2 separate regions of the Homo sapiens genome follow, and region 2 is linked to region 1. The links are chromatin contacts, found by Hi-C in ENCODE. All regions are on one chromosome and are shown on one strand. The core of a region is the stretch at or near the end of the contact, and the rest is flanking DNA. Distances in the headings are between cores, read along the strand shown.

Region 1 (6,933 bases), core at 775-3,274:
GACTTGCCAGGCTTAACAAGAACATCAGTTCCAACAAAAGCCACTCCCTAATCCATGCAAACAAACACTGTCAAAGCCAGGCCCACAAGGGCAGGCCTTTGGATCTAAAAAATTACTAGACAACAGCGAGCATGGCTTGTGATAAGGCCTTTTGGCTGACAGCCAGCAATCCTGGCCTTTTGGGGCTTCATACAGGCCTTCGAGCTACCTGCTATCTCAAGAAAATGGGTGGAGGGGAGTCCAGGTGAGGAGATGAAATGTCACAGCATGTCTCTGAGTCATCTCTCACGTCTCCCAAACATTAAATCGCCAAGTGGCAGAACCTGAGCTCCTACTGAGAAGCCAGGGTTAACGTAAATTTATCAACAACTATAATTTACTAAACACAAAAATAAGCGTTTAGAATGGCTTCCTCTAGGCAGTGGAACCGTGGCTGGAGACAGAAGTAGGGCAAATGACTACTGACGATTGCTTTTTAAATAAACCCTTTGGCATGGTTTAATTTTTTTTAAGACTTCACTGAAGGTGGAGAGTTTACAATTGGATAGAGAAAGTTGTTATATGATTTTGATATTGGACTGGAATTTTCATAACTCAAATAAGATTACTTTGGGTCTAAAAGTAACTAGAAAAATTTTTATTATCTGAGAGTGACGAAAGAAGTTGTAAGAATATGCCTGAGATGGTCAGTGGGAAAAGAACAGTTTCCCTCTCCTGATACTCCTCTGAATTCAGCTCTCTCAATATAATGGCACACATAGGAAGTGTGCTGAGAAAGAATCGCTTAGAATTGAGTTCTGCTGGTTGGTGGAACCAGGATTTCGACAAATCTGAATGTAGGGGTAGTCGTGGTTTCTAAGAGTTGAGTAAGCTCTTTTGTTCCATGAAAGTGTTGCCTGCTTGTAGGTTGGTTTGCATAATGCTGCAGTACCAAACTAAAATTCTTCTCATTTGGAAGTGTGAATCCATATCTCAGAATCAGTAGTGAAACAGACCATCCTGGTGGATTTGCAAAGCAGGACTTGGCTAAAACCTTGAATTCATTATCTGTCCATAAAGAAGATATGAGGTCAAAGAATAGAGATGGGAAGAGAGGTCAAGTGAGGATCCTTTGGAGAGATCTGCTGAACCCGCAACCAAAGGAGGTGGTGTGAGGGGCCTGCTTCTAACCTCAAGCTTACCAAAGAGGGCCTCTGAGGGACCACTCAGGGAGCTTGCAGTCCAAGGGATGCAGTGCACTGCTGTTTGATTCCCATCCAAGAAATCTGGAGGCACAATGGTGCCTTTCAGGTGTGGCAAATTCTGAAGGCTGATTTTTTTTTTCTTGTGGAGCCCTTTCAAAGTTTCCTCAAGCAATGCCTCCCCTCCAGCGGACTCCTGACGACAACCCCCTCAACTTACGCATCTGACAGTGAGGCCCCAATCCCCTTCTGCTGAGCTCTCACCTTCGAGAGGAAGTGTCTTAAGGAGAATTTTTTTCCAAGTAGCCAACTCCCTACCACTGACCCGCTTGGCCCAGGAAAAACTCAGTCATCATTGCCCTCTTGTCATCATATGGACAATTTGTTCGTAAGTCTAATTCAACCAACGAGACAGAAACTGCAAAGCTTAAACAGCTCAGTCGCCAGCCATAAATAAAACAGTGCCAGGAGAGAATAATTTTTCAACTATAAGGAGACCAAGACAAGGGAATAATTTACATTTCTGGTTTGCGTGAGTGGAGCTGCGAAAATAGCCCATCATATGTACATCACTATATTTTAACAAATTTCCTATTGGTAGACGGCTAGACTGCGACAGGAATTAACAGGAATTCCTACAAAACAAACCGGACTCAAGCCGGGCGCTGAACCTGGATGCTGACGGAGACGGGAAGAGAACACCCGCCCCGCAGACCTCGGCGCCTGCGCCGGCTCTGCACCGGCTCTCCGCGGCGCGCATGCGTTACGCCATTAGCGCTTTTCATGTGGCTCCTCCCCGGCCCCGGCGCGCTTACTGCGGGAAATGCAAAATTCCCTCCTCCTGCCCGCGGAGCCGGTTTCAAGAGAGCGAGCGGTGGGTTCTGGAACCACCCTGTCCTGCCGGAAGCGTACGCTCCCCCGCCTACCTGGGGACTGGGCGGGGCTCCAGGGAGAGAGGCCAGGCCTCCGCAGCCCCACCAGCTCCGGCCAGGTGCGTGGTATTCGAGAGTAGATTTGTTGTGAGGGTTAAAGTACTTAAAGTTCCTTGCCTTAAATAAAGAGCATAATAAATTGTGGCTGTTGTTACCTGCTTCCGTCACTTCTGGCGCCTGAGATTTGGTTCTTCCTCTCCAGGATTAATTTTGTTTGCTCAGTCTTCTTCCACCTGCTCAAGAATTTTAACCAGTTGCCACACCTGCGGCCTTCGCTTTACCCCTTCTTGGCTGGGCCTTCTCCTTCAGCTCATCTCCCCCATCATTTACAAATACCCTCCTGTTTTCTGTGCTCTGTCCCTACCTACCTCTCCTGTCCCCATCTCATGAGCGTTATCAAAGGTTATCACATTTGTCTCTTCTCCTCCCACCCCATCTCCCCAACTCACTGGAATCTGGCTGCTTCTACCCACTCCACTCAAACTGCTCTCAGCAAGGTCCTCAGCGACCTTGTCATGCACCCCAATGAACACTTTTCCATGCTGCTCTCTCTGCAGCTCCTGACACATCTATCTGAAACTGCTGCAAATCCCTCTGTCATCCACAATGCTCACACTCCCGGTTTTCCAAACTCTCTGATCACTATATTTGCCAGAAGTGTGTCTTCCTTCCCCTGCCCATTTCTGTTGGCTCCCACACACATGCTTCCTGGTTAGTTGTTTTTTTTTCACACTCCACACTTTTATGGGGTGAAGATCTCCTTAATGCCATTGTTTTTGCCTTGCTGATGACTCCCAAATCTGTACCTCTAGTCTAGATCTTTCCTCTGAGCTTCAAACTCCTGGCTATCCCACAGGCACCTCAGACTTAGCACCCCCAAAACATATCTTTTCCAGCAAACCTGCTTCAACTTCTGTACACTTTCTTCTTTGTCCCTCTTCTCACTGGATAACATCATGTGCTGTCTCAAGCCAGAAATCCAGGAGCCACCTTAGACTCCTCCCTCTCCATCATGCCCAGCTGTGGGCTGGCTTCCCTAGGAAACAGACTCAGAGATATTGTAGGTGGCTTATTGAGTGATGCTCTCATGAACAGCACCTGTGAGGGCTGAAGGATGAAGGACAGAGACAAGGAGTTGAACACTTAGTGAGGTTTAAACCGGGGCCTCAGCCAATGCTATGGCAAGCTCTGGACCCAGGAAGGTCCTTCAGAGCTGTTCCACGCTGAAGCCAGAAGCCACACACATATCCCTCAGTCAACCCGTCACTCAATGTGGGCTGCTCTCAGGAGGGGGCATGACCTTGGGTGAGGTGGCTTTCTCTGCTGAGGGCAATTCCTGGAGACAGACTTGGGCGAGAGCCATCAGCCGTCAAAACTCCCAGCATCTGGAGGGATGAGTGCCAAGTCTTAGAGGGAATGTGATTGTCACCATAGAACCCACTACATCCCTCATACTCGGTCACCAAGTGTTTTATCTATTTCTACATTTTAACTTTCAAATAAAATCCCTCCCTTTTCAGACTACTCTATCTGAGGCACCATGGCAGGGACAGAGCAATGGGCTGAGCAGACACGGTGCCAGTGCTCAAGAGGTTTACAATCTAGCTGAGTGAATAACCACCTAAATATATATTTTTAAACTACAATAAGTGTTCTTATTGTGTAACAGGGGAGGCTTTCCCTGTCAGGGAGTGACGTAGAGGCAGGGAAAGCTTTCCTGAAGAAGTATCATTTTCAATGGAATCTGAAAGATGAATAGAAGTTAACTAGGTGTATTCTTAGTTGGTTGGGAGGGGAGTGGGAAGAGTGTGGACAGGCAAATGGAATTGCCTATGCAAAGGTCCTAAGACAGGTGGGATAAGGCATTGGAGGACCTGAGAGGCCAGTCTCTGGAATGCAGAAACTGAGGAGGAAGAATAAGAGATGAGGATGAAGTTAGGCACGCAGGAGCCAGATCTTGCAGAGCTCATATTTGAGCCTTTTTTTCCTAAAAGTTATGAAAGCCACTGGATGATTGTGATCTCTGTGTAGTAAAAATGCTATGTCTTAGTTAAGCAGAATATGCAACTGCCCACAATCAAAGTCGATAAAATGGATCATATACATCTACAAAATGGTTTCAAGTTAAATTCTGTTAATGTTAAATGCTAGGGGCAAAAAAAAAAATGCAATGCAGATACCACTATTACAATAGCCTCCTTCTCTATCTCTAGAGGCTACTTGTAGTCCCTCTAAACAATAACACCTATTTTTGACTGCTTACTAAATGCTAAGTTTGCTAAGTGCTTTCCATAAAATATCTGGCTTAATATAACACCTTTAGGTGGGTACTATTTAGAAACTGGGTTCAGATAATATAATTTGCCCAAGTTCTCACAGTCAGTAAATGGCAGACACAAGCCAATTTTCCAGTTATAAAGCTAAAGCTCTTGATTGTACATTGAAATACCCCACCTAAGCTTTTGGAAACACTCAACTTCACAACTTTCAGTATCTCCATGCTGCCTTCAACTTCATTCCACCATGCCCTTCGCAGTAGACTCCCTTTGTAAATCAATGCCAACCTGATGCAAGCACAGGTTTGGAATACACACACCCTTAACACCATACAACAAACCACAGCTACCTTTTGAGGGCCACCACTAGAACCAGGACACTTTCTCCTGGCTCATCCCACCTGATACTTTTTCTCCTCCTTACCAACCCATGATTTTGATGCTCTAATCTCTGGCAGCTGAACCCAGTTCTAATTAATACATGCTAATATATGCTAGATAAATGTAAATTTACCTGAATAAGAGCCAAAGAAAAACAGAGGCAAATCCACTATAGTATTCTACTAATCATCCAGTTTGTCATTTTCTATGTTAAACCTCCCCCTCTATTCTTAATCAACAGTGGATAGGTTCCAAACTGCCTGTGCATAAACAATTATGAAAATATCCACTAGATGTCAGCCTTGAGCTGCAGTGAGGCTTGGGGAGCGGACATGGAATGGAAAACTCTTGGGAGTTTGGGTGATTTCCTTTGCAGTGTAAACTAAGGCAGGAACTGTAGTTAGCTTTTTGTATGAACACAATGGCTGGATTTTTTCAATGAGTATAAATACAATAAATTGGATCATGTCGTTCTTATTAACACGTTCCCATGGGTCCCCTTCTTATTCAGAGTAAAACCCAAAGTCCTTAGAACAGCCTGTGACACCCCACTGCTCCCACATTTCCCACCTCACCCATTTCAACCACACTGTCTCCTGAACACAACTGAAACTCTTCCTAGAAACACCTGAATGATTGACTATCAGATTCAAACATTCTGGTCACCTTACCAGAGGCCTTCCCAGACACCCTTTCTAAAATAGTGGCAGCCTGCACCACCCCCACTCATAATGCCCTGCCCCCTTACCTGACTTCTTCTTCACAGCACTTATCACCACCTAACATAACTATATTTGCTAGTTACTAGTCTTTCTCTGGAATCTCTGAAAGCAAGGGCTCTGTTCACTACTTTACTCCCAGAAGAGTGCCAGGCTTACATGAGGTGCTCAAAAAAATACTCATCAAATAAATGATCCTAATTCAAAGATATTCAGAGAAGAGGCCATAGTTCAAAGAGGCATTCATTTGTTTTCATTCAGTAGATACTTATTAAATACCTATTATCTTATTAATGAGAAACACAGTAAGTCCTTTGCACTTACAGAATCTCAGAGAGAATGCACACACAATTTTAAAAGGCTTTACAAAGAGAGAGATATTTGGGCCAGGTGTGGTGGTTCATGACTGTAATCTCAGCACTTTGGGAGGCCAAGGAGGGAGGATTGCTTGAGCTCAGGAATGTGAGACCAGCCTGGGCAACATAGTGGACCTCATCTCTATTAAAAATAAAGAAAAAAAAAATAGCCAGGCATGGTGGGCATGTGCCTGTGGTCCCAGCGGTCCCAGCTACTTGGGAGGCTGAGGTGGGAGGATCACTTGAGCTTAGGAGATGGAAGCTATAGTGAGCTATGATTGCACCATTGCAATCCAGCCTGGGCAACAGAGCAAGCCCCGCCTTAAAAAAAAAAAAAAAAAAAAAAAAAAAGCCGGGCACGGTAGCTCATGCCTGTAATCCCAGCACTTTGGAAGGCCAAGGAGGGCGGATTACGAGGTCAGGAGATCGAGACCATCCTGGCTAACACGGTGAAACCCTGTCTCTACTAAAAATACAAAAAATTAGCTGGGCATGGTGGCGGGCACCTGTAGTCCCAGCTACTCGGGAGGCTGAGGCAGGAGAATGGCATGACCCCGGGAGGCGGAGCTTGCAGTAAGCCAAGATTGCGCCACTGCACTCCAGCCTGGGCGACAGAGTGAGACTCTCAGAAAAATAAAAAATAAACAAATAAATAAATAAATAATAAAAATAAGGGGAGAGAGGTGAATACAACAATATGGCTGCCCACTATGAAAAACTGTGAAACAACAGAAACACGATGCATGCAGCATTTCTCTCTAGGCACTTCATTTACTACTCTGCCTCCAAATACAAGATTGTTCATTCAATTCTTAGAACTTCCAGATGGAAATGTTTCTGGAGTAGAAGCCTTTCTTTGTGATTAACCCGATTCCCTTCTCCTGCATTTAAACCCATTTTCTTTTGCATTTTATATTGCTTTGTCCTCAATGACAACAAAGGCCACAGGTTACCCTTCTCCAGATTCCTCCTCGTGCACAATTTACAGTGTCCTTGCCTTTGACCTTTAATTCACAGTTGAGAATTTTTTTTTTTTTTTGCCAAAACTCATAATTCAGTTTCATGATTTCCATATACATTTTCCCCAT
Region 2 (7,220 bases), core at 2,687-5,186, 5.1 Mb before region 1:
GAAAAAAAAATAGCACTTGATAAAATATGTCACCTTCTCCACCAGGATGGTGTAAAGATATAGGGATATCCTAGAAAGTTGGGAATAAAGTAAAACTTCCTTAAAGTGTCCCTCATAAAAACCTATAGCAAACATCACTCTTGAGAAAACTTTAAAAGCATTCTCATTAAATTCAGGAATATCAGGAGTAAGACAAAGTCACTCACTATCATTAGTATTCAACAAAACACTCTTTAATATATAAGAGGCTAGAAAAAGAAATGGAACCCGGGTTCTTGGCTACAAGCAGCAAAAACCAACAAACTTAAGCCATAAAGAATTCATTGGAAGGACTTCAGTAGCTCACAGAAAAAAAAAAAATGGGACGCTAAAGAAAACAAACAAGAACTAAGGACATTCCAGAGGTCTATGCACGTGGGATGATCTTAGTAAAGGTCTAGAGCAGAACCAGTTCAATGAGCATAGAGCATACTCTGCTGAGATCATTGAGTTCCAACTGTTCTATCCAGCCATGACCAGACTTGCAAAGGAACATCTATACAACAAAAAATACTGCAGATAGATTACGAACCTATACTTTTATAGAACTATAGAATTTTTTAAAAAAAGATCAAGGACGAGTATTTTTATAACCTTAGGCCTGAGAAACCCCTTCTTAAAATGCACAAATCCCAATAGTGACATAGGAGAAAAAAATTAATAGATTTTTTCATGGAAAAGTAAAAATATTATGAGATTTTTTAAACTTCTGCAATAAAAGACAATATAAACAAAGTTAAAGATAGCAAGAGTTATGGGAAAAAAGGACTACAGACATAAATAGAATGAATATCCATGATCCACAAAGACAGTAAATAGAAGACAATAACCTACAGCCCAATAAGAAAATGGACAAAAAAAAATTAAGCAATTTACATGAAATACAAATGACCAATAAGAGGCACAAACACATCAGTACCATGACAAACATAAATGAAAAATTGCTTTCTGATCATCAGAATGGCAAGATATTGAAGACCAATAATAGAACTGTCAAAGGAAATGGGCAGTCTAACACACTTCGGGTAAAAGGCTAAACAGGTACACTGTTCACTCTTGTGTCTGAATTCCATCATTTTTACCTCCTTACAAGTACTGGTACTGTATGATACTATATAAGTATTCAATAATCACGTGGTTCTCAAATTATGGAATCTCAGGAGCCCTCTACATCCCTAAAAATTAGTAAACAGATTAATGCTTGCCAAGGATAGGGGACAGCTTACACAAAAGTGCAGGAAGGAATTTAGGGTGGGTGAGGAAACCGTTCAGTATCTTGATTGTGATGGTAGTTGAATGACTGTATGTGTCTGTCCAAAAACACAGAACTTTTTATTAAAAATGGTGAACAGATTCTATGTGAATTACATCTTTTAAAAAATCGGACTTAAATTTCTTGACAACCCCAAAAGGTTTTGTTTATGTTGGCTACAAGTATCAATACTTAGCATCTTAGAAATTATAACTGAGAAAATTTTAAATAGTTGTGGCGGCTAAAGCAACTCCAACATCCGCCATGTTGACTTATGATTAACCCCAGTTCTGGGATTGCCTCTAAGATTTATATTTTATCTACTGTTCCTTGTGTAAAAGTATACACTTACCGATCTTGCCCTTAGGTCAAACAACCTTGACGCTATTTCACTTACCATAAATCCTGCTCTTAAGCAACTGTCCTACACATCTCTGGTTGGGGGTTGGGGGTCGGGTAATGGGGTGATCCACCATCTCCTTGGGGCCACCCAAGACATGGCTTCTGTTCTTAAGTCCCTTTTAAAGGTTTCTTTCTAAGAAACTGGATTCCTCAGCCTCTCAGCTTCCTCAGCCTTTGGGGATAGGACTGCATAGACCTGTCCACTATGCAACAATTGTTCTTCATGTTTTCATTTTTTAAAAAGTAAATGTATTAAATGTTAACATAAATAATGTATTCTTCAAGCCTGGCCAACATGGCGAAACCCCGTCTCCACTACTAAAAATACAAAAATTAGCCGAACTTGGTGGCAGGCGCCTCCCAGCTACTCCGGAGGCTGAGGCAGGAGAATCGCTTAAACCCAGGAGGCACAGGTTGCAGCACTGAGCCGAGATCGCGCCACTGCACTTCAGCCTGGGCGACAGAGAGACTCCGTCTCAAAAATAATAATAATAATAATGATAATGTATTCTTTATGAAAAATAACTTTTCCAAAACAAAAAACATTTAGTGAGAAGAATCACACTGTGTACATTCTAACAAATGTCTGGCTTCAAATAGAAAACTGTTAGATTCTCATATCTACTTCCTTCTGTTACAGTATCACAACTCAGGTAGCCTCTGGAAAACTCCACTGTACACTTCTGAAAAAATGAGAGTGAAAAAGATAACATCTGCATATTATTACGAAAGTAATTTTAAACTGGCAGTGTCAGAGAATCCCATGGGTCCCTGGACCACAATGTGAACATCTGATTCAGCCTATACAAAAAAAAATTTTTTTAATCAAATTCTGAACATGTAGTAGCAACAAAACTTACTTTTTTCAAATCAAAGAAATAATATCTTATGCAGATAATGTGTTCTACTTTAATGCAGTAATACCATCCTCATCCAGGTCAAAATTTGTACCAACGATTTAAACTGAGCTACAAACTTCAACATAAATGAAAAATATTTCTGAGGTCTAAGGATTTTTTAAAACCAGTAAGTAGTCCATAAGAAAGATACAGCATCATCCTCCAGACCTCACTCATCAACTATCCGTAGGGCAAGGCAGATGAAAGACAGCAAGAACACAAAGAAAGTAGGCAAAGAAATGTCTGACCTCAAAGAAAGAAGAGGTCCATACAACTAAAAGCACAGTAGAATAACTACAAAAGTAAAGCAGTATTAGAGCAAACGCACCCTGGTGTAAAATCCAATAAAATACAACTACTGTCCCTTGATCGCATTGCTAAAAGAACTCAAAATGCTGTTTCAAGACTATATCCCCATTCTGCAGATAGTGAAACTACGCCAGGTAACTCTTGCTTGTACAGTGTCCGTCGTGACTGTGAAAAGGGGAACGCACTCGCTTCTCACATGCTAGGCAGGGTGTTAGGACACTGCGTGAAGGGGAATCCTGGTCTGGCTACAGGAGGCTTTTTGTTTCAGTGCTTGTACAACTTTCATAACTGGAGAGTAGTCCGCAACCATCTATTACTCCAAGAGACTGAGTCAGAAACCTGCTGTCTCCTCACATGACTTTCAAACACTGCGAGCGAGTGGCGACACTGCGAGCGAGTGGCGACACTGCGAGCGAGTGGCGGTACCGCGAGGAGGCCGCCCAAGCCCTGGGCTGGCGCGGATATCTGTGGTTCCGAAACGCTGCGGCAGCTTCTGTCAGTCCTGGGACTTCTGCGGGCGGTTGGCAAGGTCGGCCCTGCTCGCCCAGGCTACGGCCTCGCGGACCCCAGGTCACGCCTCCTTTGAGGAGTACTAGAGCCTCCGTCCTCCCCCACGCTGTTTCCCCATCTGCACTCAGTAAGTCAGACCAACCGGCCCTTGGCGCCCCTCCAACTCTACCATCGAACTGTCTGGGCTAGCGGCCACTCAGCCGCCCACCCGACCCACCCGACCCACCCGACTTAGACGGTCCTCGCCGTCAGGAGCACTCTGAGGGGTCCGGCCCGCGGCGCCCCGCACTCACCCGGCTGACGTTTCACCGCCATCACTGACACTAGATAGTGCGCGATGTCAAAAAAGGGAAACATGGACGTGCGGGAGAAGGCCAGAGCCAACTCGTCCCATGGAGAATCCATAACGACCACCGACCGCGGCAACCGAAGCAGCCGCGGCTACTGGTTCCCCGCGCTCGCGCGGTGAGGAGTAGGAGAGGGCACAGCCGCGGCCGCCCGCTCCTCCGCGCCGGCTCCAGCTCCGCGCGTGCGCCCTGGCGCCGAGGGGGCGGGGCCGCGCTTCGCGGGAGCCGCAGGCTCACCGGCGCTAGGCGGGTGGGCGGGGCGAGCGGGTTCCCCGCGGCTCCAGCCGGCTCTTGCCTCGGTTCTCCTAGTAAGGGTCCAGCGTCTTCTTGGTCCTGGGCGCAGTGCAGGACCTGGAGAGCGTGCAGATGAACAAAACACGGTCCTCAAGGGGAGACGCTCAGAGTTGGATTTATTTCTGTAAATTGATGTCATTCACCTAACATTTATCGAGCAACCACAGTGCAAGTCACACTGTGACTTACTGGAGATATAAAAATAAAACAATAATATCCTGACCTCAAGAACTATGCGTTCCCTGAAAGAGATTTTTTATAAAAAGAGAAAAAACGCACATAATGGTACAAAAGCAGGTACTGAGAAGTATAGCTGCCGTGCGAGAGCAGTTCGAAACGAAGATTACAATTCTGGGAAGTGAGTAAAGTGACATGTGAGCTGGACTTTAAAAGTTAAGTGAGAAACACAAGCTAGGTGGGAGATGGAGGGAGGTGTTTTGGGTTGACTACAAAGTGAGAAATGAGGTTGGGAAAAGTCCTCGAATGGCAGACAAAGCCAGGCAGTTTGGCTCCAGAGGTTAAATTCTTGATCAATCACTATGTTAAGCTCAGAGCCAGAATCTCTTCTCCTAATCTCTACGCTAACTGGGTTGTTTGGTGGAAGGTGAGGGAGTAGAGGTGCAACGAAGCAACAAGATTAAGAATAGATTGATGAGAAGCGACTGACAACGGAAAATCAGAGGGTATTCACTGGTCCAAGCAAAAGGTAGTGGAGGCTGTGGCAGCAGAAATTGAGACCAATTGTGGGAAACATGGGTAGAAGCAGAATATCGTCAGTGAGTGTCAGTCTGTACAGGCGGGAAAGGAAGCATTTGTCAAATAAAATGAGGAACGGGTGAGTAGGAGGATTGTGGTTGCATTCTGATAAATAGGAAACAAGAAGGAATAGGTTTGGGTAAGAAAAAAAACTAGCTTGGCACACTTATTTGATGTGTGAACAGATTATGCTGGCACCAGGAAATTGGAGAAACGTGATTAGCTGCTAGGTAGGTGACAGCTTCACGGGTGTATGCACTGCAAAAGGAGAATTTTTTTTATCTGAATATGTATTCATTAATTTTAATTCATTTAACAAAATGTTTTTTGCGTGCCTACTATGTAACCAGCATTTTGCTGGATGTCAGAAATACTGCCCTAAACACTAAGTGTTTAAAACGTAGGAAAATTGTAGTAAATCTCTACACTTCATTACTTATCAAGAAAGAATAGACTTGTTCAAATACTTTTCACGTGTGGTTTTCTAAGCAAGCACTTCCCGTAGAGAAAAGTCTTTAGACCTGTAGCACACTTTCTAGCAAAACTAAGGGGAAAAAAACCACCTGTGAATATTTATACTTTCCTGTTTAAGTCTGTTCTTTCCATACTTTTTACACATTCGCTTATTTTTGGAATTTTAGTTTTGCGAATTTAGGCTCAGAGTTTGGATATTACTTCTTTTTTTTCTTTTCTTGTTTTTTTTTTTTTTTTTTTTTTTTTTTTTTGATATGTAATCTTGCTCTGTTGCCAGACGAGTGCAGTGGCGCGATCTCGGCTCACTGCAACCCCCAACTCGCTGATTCAAGCGATTCTCCTGCCTCAGCCTCCCGAGTAGCTGGGATTAAAGGCACGTGCCACCACGTTTTTTTTGTATTTTTAGTACAGACGGGGTTTCACCATGTTGGCCAGGATGGTTTGGAACTCCTGACCTCATGATCCGCCCGCCTTGGCCTCCCAAAGTGCTGGGATTACAGGCGTGAGCCACTCACACCCAGCCTGGATATTATTTCTTTAAATATTTTACATTTTAACAGTCTTAAATTTTGCAAAATATATGGTTAGTCTTTGGACTTAAAAAAATATATGATGTAATCTTTAAGACACTACTGAATTGTGTGTCTATACCAGTATTATTCTGGGGTACCATTAAATCCATTATTAACATCAATAAGGCAAAATGAATAACATCAGAGGTTTTTTTAAGGAAGTAAATCAAGCACTTTACTTGCTTAAACAGAATAATTCCAATAGAAAGGAATTAATTATCTCAGACTCTAAAGATAATTTGAAAATTGTTGCATTTCAAAACAGTAAGAATAAGCTTGGTCCTATCTGCCTAGAGCCTAAAGAAATTTCCTTATAAAGGTCTAGGGGAAATTAAATCCTAATCTCACAAAAAAGGCAAGTTCCATCTACATTTTAAATGCGCTCACCGTATTTGCTTCTGGTCAGTGGTTGAGTTATTTAGTCTATTAAAATGAGCATTGTAGGAGGAAATGGAGGATGGAAAGACCCCTTTCCTTCTTACCTTTAAATTACCATGCTATTGAACTTTTTAAAGTACCTTAGAGTCCACAATTAGGAAGTTTTACATTAAATGGACCAATTGCATTTTAATTACCAATTACCTTTAAATTGGTGAGAAGGAAAGGCAAGATTTGGGAGAATTACATGTGAAGATTCAAAGTTTTCCTGACTTTTGGAAGCAGTATACAAAATTACATAATTATTGGTGATAAAATGAATCCAATTTACAAAGTATAGCTTATTCATTAGGAAGCCAAACTGGTCTAATTGTATTAATATCCAAAAATGAGTTCTGTGGGGTGTTTTTTCGTTTTGTTTTGTTTGTTTGTTTGTTTGTTTACTTGAGACTGAGTTTCGCTCTTGTTGCCCAGGCTGGAGTGCAGTGGCACAATCATGGCTCACTGCAACCTCTACCTCCCAGGTTCAAGCAATTCTCCTGCCTCAGCCTCCCGAGTAGCTGGGATTACAGGTGCCTGCCACCACACCCAGCTAATTTTTTGTATTTTTAGTAGAGACGGGTTTTTACCATGTTGGCCAGGCTAGCCAGGCTGGTCGAACTCCTGAACTCAGGTGATCCACCTGCTCAGCCTCCCAAAGTGCTGGGATTACTGCGTAAGCCACCGCACCCGGCCTGAAGAAGAGTTTTGACTAAACCTGTTGGAGGCACTTTTTAGTTCAAAAATATGTGAATCTAATTTTTATAAACCAGGTTTTGCAGCACCAGCATGATTAACATTTGGGGCTAAACAATTCTTTGTCATGGTGGACTGTGCTTGCATTGTATGATGTTTAGCAGCATCACTGGTACTAGATGCCAGGACCATGCACACACGCACACACACACACACTCCACTTGCAACAACCAAAAATGTCTTGGCTTTGCCA

What was found. A loop is a pair of places that touch in the nucleus more often than their neighbours do. Pooled maps may share reads with other maps.
Region 2: a map of CD4-positive, alpha-beta memory T cell shows a loop between it and region 1 (9-fold over the local background). The contact joins the promoter of TMEM38B here to the enhancer-like site in region 1. A Hi-C loop is called at or near these places in 2 of 168 maps with a recorded cell type or tissue (CD4-positive, alpha-beta memory T cell and naive thymus-derived CD4-positive, alpha-beta T cell) and 4 of 50 pooled maps.

What each region holds. Positions count from the first base shown.
Region 1 is chr9:100,593,927-100,600,859 of GRCh38, reverse strand. No RefSeq gene overlaps it. Among named protein-coding and RNA genes, the nearest start is that of CAVIN4, 19 kb to the right of the region's middle. RefSeq lists an enhancer at 1,819-2,113. Within about 2 kb of position 2,024, at least 17 of the 41 ENCODE cell types and tissues checked have a DNase peak (open chromatin) inside an H3K27ac peak, as active enhancers do.
Region 2 is chr9:105,691,257-105,698,476 of GRCh38, reverse strand. TMEM38B (transmembrane protein 38B) reads right to left here and starts at 3,936. Exons shown (of 6, transcript NM_018112.3): 1 at 3,705-3,936. The coding sequence starts at 3,816. RefSeq lists a silencer at 3,833-4,102.